Linked DNA regions of Homo sapiens: region 1 is linked to region 2. A link is a loop called in an ENCODE intact Hi-C map of the cell type or tissue named here. Cell type or tissue: ovary. All regions are shown on one strand.

Evidence for each region. Hi-C counts contacts between places; a loop is a spot of excess contacts. Peaks named below come from ENCODE experiments on the same cell type or tissue, not always from the same donor. Only the 100,000 strongest peaks of a DNase experiment are listed, where the experiment ranks them.
Region 1: a loop joins it to region 2, with 9 times the contacts of the local background. A loop is called at or near these places in 3 of 110 quality-filtered maps.

Annotation. Positions count from the first base shown.
Region 1 is chrX:102,511,078-102,513,577 of GRCh38, forward strand. No RefSeq gene overlaps it. Among named protein-coding and RNA genes, the nearest start is that of TMSB15A, 4.4 kb to the right of the region's middle. In ovary, no CTCF peak of the experiment used is centred here; no DNase peak of the experiment used is centred here.
Region 2 is chrX:102,154,898-102,157,397 of GRCh38, forward strand. It overlaps BEX5 (brain expressed X-linked 5), which reads right to left and starts at 1,080. Exons shown (of 3, transcript NM_001012978.3): 1 at 962-1,080. RefSeq lists an enhancer at 897-1,036. In ovary, no CTCF peak of the experiment used is centred here; DNase peaks (open chromatin) are centred at 644 and 1,094; H3K4me3 peaks cover 1,184 bases; H3K27ac peaks cover 577 bases.

The DNA of each region.
Region 1 (2,500 bases), 360 kb after region 2:
GAACATCCCTTGCTCTCACTGAACCTGAATCTCTGGGTATGAGGCCCAGGAATACACACTAATTACCAAGGGTGATCCTAATGCTCATGGCTAAGGGACCACACTTTGAGAAGTTCTCCTGGATATATTCACAAGTAATCATCACGAATCTAAGCTACATCCTATACATTATTCTAAGTTTCCTTGTTTATGTATTGAGCAATAACTTCTCCTGTGTGACCTGAAAAATGTCTCCTTTCCTCTCTGAGCCCTGATTTCTTCACTTAGCAAATGCATTTCTATCACGCAGCACGCTCTAAATCTACTCCAGGCTCTGGCAATGTTACCTCTTTTTCCTTTCTCTATAAATGTAACTGCCCACAAAAATGTAAGGCTACAACAAAGGCTTAGTGCTGTCAGTTTTGCAATTAATAAATGAATTCAGGGTGATAAATCTCAATCTCTTTTTATAGTGGGCTTATGGGGAAAAAAAAATCCTCCCTTGTTTGGGAAAGGTAAGTGAAACTTGAGGCTAAAAGAGTAGCCTGACATTATTTTAAAAATACAGGGAAAAACTACAGTAGGTAAGCAAATGTTTTTCCCATCTCATTTGTGTGAATATTCACTTAGCAACCACAAGTATTTCACCTCTCATCGTATACCTTTCACCTACTCCCACTCAGTTTACCACTTATACTATCCAGGGTAGAATCAATGCCTTAATGAAAAGGATAGATACCAGATGTAATTGAACACTGGGAATTATCGTCCAATCCCAGCTTACCTGACAATATTCACGCTCTCCTTTAGACCCTTTGAAATGGGCCTAACTTTGAGTTGGATTAATATACAAATGCAGAGGCTGCTGGATCTATCATGGATATATAGCATTTTTATCAAATTTGCAAGTAGCAACACTGAAAGGAGAGCAAATGTGTTGGATGATAGAATCAGAATCCAAAGAAATCTGATAATGGCAAACTTGGGCACACCTAACATGCAACCAGCATGGTTCTCCATCCATGTAACTTGGGTCCAAAGGATCTGAGAAGTGTCTCCTGGAGAAGACTTTGAGGTATGAGGGCAGGCACACAAAAGCTGACTTCAAATACTGGAGGGTAGATTAACTACCTTGTGAAAGTATCCAAAAAACTGTCTCAGGACTGTTGGATAGGAGCTAAAGGGAGGCAATTTGGGACACAGTGTAAATAGCATGTCATTGCAAAGGGTTGAGTGACTGTTGGACAACTGTTTCAGATAGGAGGTAAGTTACTGGTGACCGACATGGTTACTTCCAAGGTTCAAATGCTCTGGCTACACTAAGCCCTGTGATTGTGTCACCTCATCGGCACTTGATCAAAGTTGACCCACCTACTGTTTTGCTTGTGGAACTTTCAGCTATAGCGAAAAAATGGCTGCCACTTCCTGTTTAAGAATATGAGCCCTTAGAAAAGGGAGGTAAGAATACTACTTGAGGTTGCAAATAGGTGCTAAAAGCATATTTTTTTTTTTGTAGAAAAAGCTCACAGTCTGGATTAATAGAGCCACAGTCTGGATGGTTATACGGTACACATAAATGCTAACACTTCTAATTAGTGGGATTATATGTAATTGGCTTGAATAAACTTAAAGTGATAAAAGTATTAAGGGCATGGATTGGGAAATGTGCATTTATATGTATTCCTTATTGTATTAGTCAGCTCAAGCTACCATAAGAAAAATATCATAGACTGTGTGGCTTAAACAGAAATTTACTTTCTCACAGTTCTGGATGCTAGAAGTCCCAGATCAAGGTCCTGCAGTGCTCTCTTCCCGGCTTGCAGACAGCCGCCTTCTCACTATGTTCTCACATGGCAGTGATCTCTCTCTCTCGATCGCTCTCTCTCTCTCTCCCTCTTCCTCTTCTTCTTAAGGCTACAGTCCTGTTGGATTAGAACCTGACCCTTATGACCTTATTTAATCTGAATTACTTCCTAGAGAACCTACCTCTAGATATAATCACACTGGAGGTTAGGGCTTCAATATACAAATTTGGGGGTACACAATTCAGTCCATAGCACTTATGTTCATCGTGAACACCAAAAATGCTTGGTTCATAAGACAGCAAATTCTGTTCTACACAAGAACCAAACCAGAAGCTCTCTACTACAGGTCATTAACAGGTATTAGATACGAGTTTATGCTCCACAGAAGGCATATTGTGTTTAGTACAGTGCATGTTAGCAAGTGCCTCTGGCCCCTTCCCCATCAAACCCCAGCCTTGGGTGTCCCCTTCCATTAAGTTGAAAAATACTTTCCAAAAGGCAAGAGCGCTCCGCTTTAATATTCATCTTGAGCAGATCACTTCAGACCTTGTATTTTCATTTCTTCATTCTGAGATAAGGGGTTAGTCCACATGACCTCCCTTCCCAAGGTTTTCTAACTCTGTGATTCCAACTCTAAAGAAATAGCACCTAGCATCCCCAAGTCAGGACTCACTAGACCTGGAGAGAAGTAAATATTTCCCACGTGAATAATCTGC
Region 2 (2,500 bases):
CACCTTCTGTTTCTCCTCCATCCTGTCTCACGGCTTCTTTTCCCACCCTGTGACAGGCTATCCCACCTTCCAGAAATAGGCATCAAAGATGATTATTTCCAAAACGTTTTAACCTCTTCTTTAGGCGCCCATCTCTACTGTTTCCTCTTACCTGTCATCTAGTTACCCTTTCTGCAACGCAGGCAACTTGCCTGGCGGGGGAGTTAGAAGAGCTTGCTGAATGAATACGTAGTTTATTCACAAAGAATTTCAATCTAGATATCCATCAGGCCCTCTCTCCACCCGATCCCCACTCCCATGCCCACCATTTTATGCATCAAGATGGACGATGAGTGAAGAGGTATGTGGGCATTGAAAACTAGGACCTGCTGCGGTCTCTGCGCTTTGTCATTCTCACTCCAGGATCTACAGGTAGCGCCCACGCTTACACCGACCGACCTGCTGAGACCAAAAACAGTTTCTCGCTCCTCGCCTCTGTCCCTCAGTCAGAAGCTCGCCCGCTCAACTGCCGCAATAGGGACCTGCTTTCCAGACCTAATCTCTGTCCCCCTCCTCTGCAGCAATTCCTCTCCTCGGCCCCCGCAGCCTATCATTTCCAGCTCTAAATGGGTAGAGGGTGAAGAAAAGATACCTAGAAGGCAGGCCTAAAACCTTGGCAGGGTCCGCCCTCCCCAACCCTTGGTTGCCGGCTGTACCTCCCTCCCGCGGACCTGCAGGAAGCAGGCTGTTTCCTTTCAGTCTCCTCCACCGGCTGGACTCCATCAGACATTGCCCGATGGCCGGCCTCCTAGGAGATCTCAAATGGTACCCATTCTCAATCCAGCCCCCTCGGGAGATCCTCTCCCCAACCGCTCCATTTCTCGCACTAAACGGGTGTGTATCTGGAAAGGGTGTGTATCCAGTCCTAGACCCGCTCTGGTCTTTGCCCTCTGCTGCTCACACACCGGTCAGCGCCACCTACCTGCCAGGGCTCAGGGGTCAGCTTCTACCACTTTCCACCTTTCCTGGGCAGCTGGCTCGCCTGCCTTCAGGGCAACAGCGAGCCGTCACACGGCCAGCGACAACTACCAGACTGCAACTAGGAGGAGGGACTAATCCACGCATTGGCTCTGGGTCTCCTAAGGGTCACGTCACTGTGAGCTCAGATTTCCAATTACCATTCACACCCGCAGTGCGGCAGGAGGGTGGGGGCGGGACTGTGGGCGGGGCCACCTTTCTCTTCATTCGTGCTTTCTCCACCACTACCACAGGCTACTATCCACCCCTCTATTTTTTTATTTAGCGATCCCCACGACCAAACGGGTCATAATATTTTGTATTTGGCTTGCTCTGGTTTCTGCTGGAGCTTTTAAAAAATCGCTTCTTCCTCTTCTATACACCTAAACGCACACTTCTCTCCCCTTCACGTCCAGCAAGTAAAGCCCTAACAGTCTTGTAGGGCTTGGTCCCAGATTGGAACCCGGAGAAGGGGTGGGGAGCGAGAGGCTAGGAAGTCTGGAAAATAGGCAGGAAGTGGTATTCAAATTTTTTTTTCACTTCAACTACTTTCCTTTTTGTTTGTTTATTTGGGAAGGGGGTTCCTTTTATTTTTCATCAGCATGCATTCATTTTGTTGTTGTTTTTATAACTAGACAATACAATTATTTTCAGTTGAAAAAACAGGATTCGAGTTGTAAAAACATGGCAATCTGTTTCTCCTGCTGAATCATATTATAAATATAAACCTTCCAGAAAGCATTCCCCTGCCTCCTTTAAGGACTTTGAAATAAGGCCGGGAGCGGTGGCTCGTGCCTGTGATCCTAGCACTTTGGGAGGCCGAGGTGGGTGGATCACGGGGTCAGTAGTTCAAGACCAGCCTGGCCAAGATGGTGAAACCCCGTCTCTACTAAAAATACAAAAAGTAGCTGGGCGTGGTGGCAGGCGCCTGTAATCCCAGCTACTCGGGAGGCTGAGGCAGGAGAATTGCTTGAACCTGGGCGGCAGAGGTTGTAGTGAGCCGAGGTAGCACCATTGCACACCAAGCCTGGGCGATAGAGTGAGACTCTGTCAAGAAAGAAAGAAGGAAAGAAAGAAAGAAGGAAAGAAAGAAAGAAAGAGAAAGAAAGGAAGAAGAAAAGAAAAGAAAAGAGGAAGGAAAGAAGGAAAGAAGTGATTTTCTCGTGAAGGATCTCTACATGTCCTTCCGTGAAATGATGCATTGAGTCTAATAGAGCCTCTCTGGTGGATTTTCATGTCTTGAGAACCTGTGACAAACTGATGATCTCCTCTAAATTGTATTAGTGTAACCACAATTTACAATAACACCTAGCCCTGATGATTCAGGACAATAATTTGGGGAAGCTACCCTGACAGATGAAAATGTATTGTGATGGACACATAGAGGGGAACAACACTGGGGCCTACAGGAGGGTGGAGGATGGGAGGAGGGAGAGGATCAGTTTACCTATATAACAAAGCTGCACATGTATTCCTGAACTTAAAATAAAAGTTTAAAAAGTAT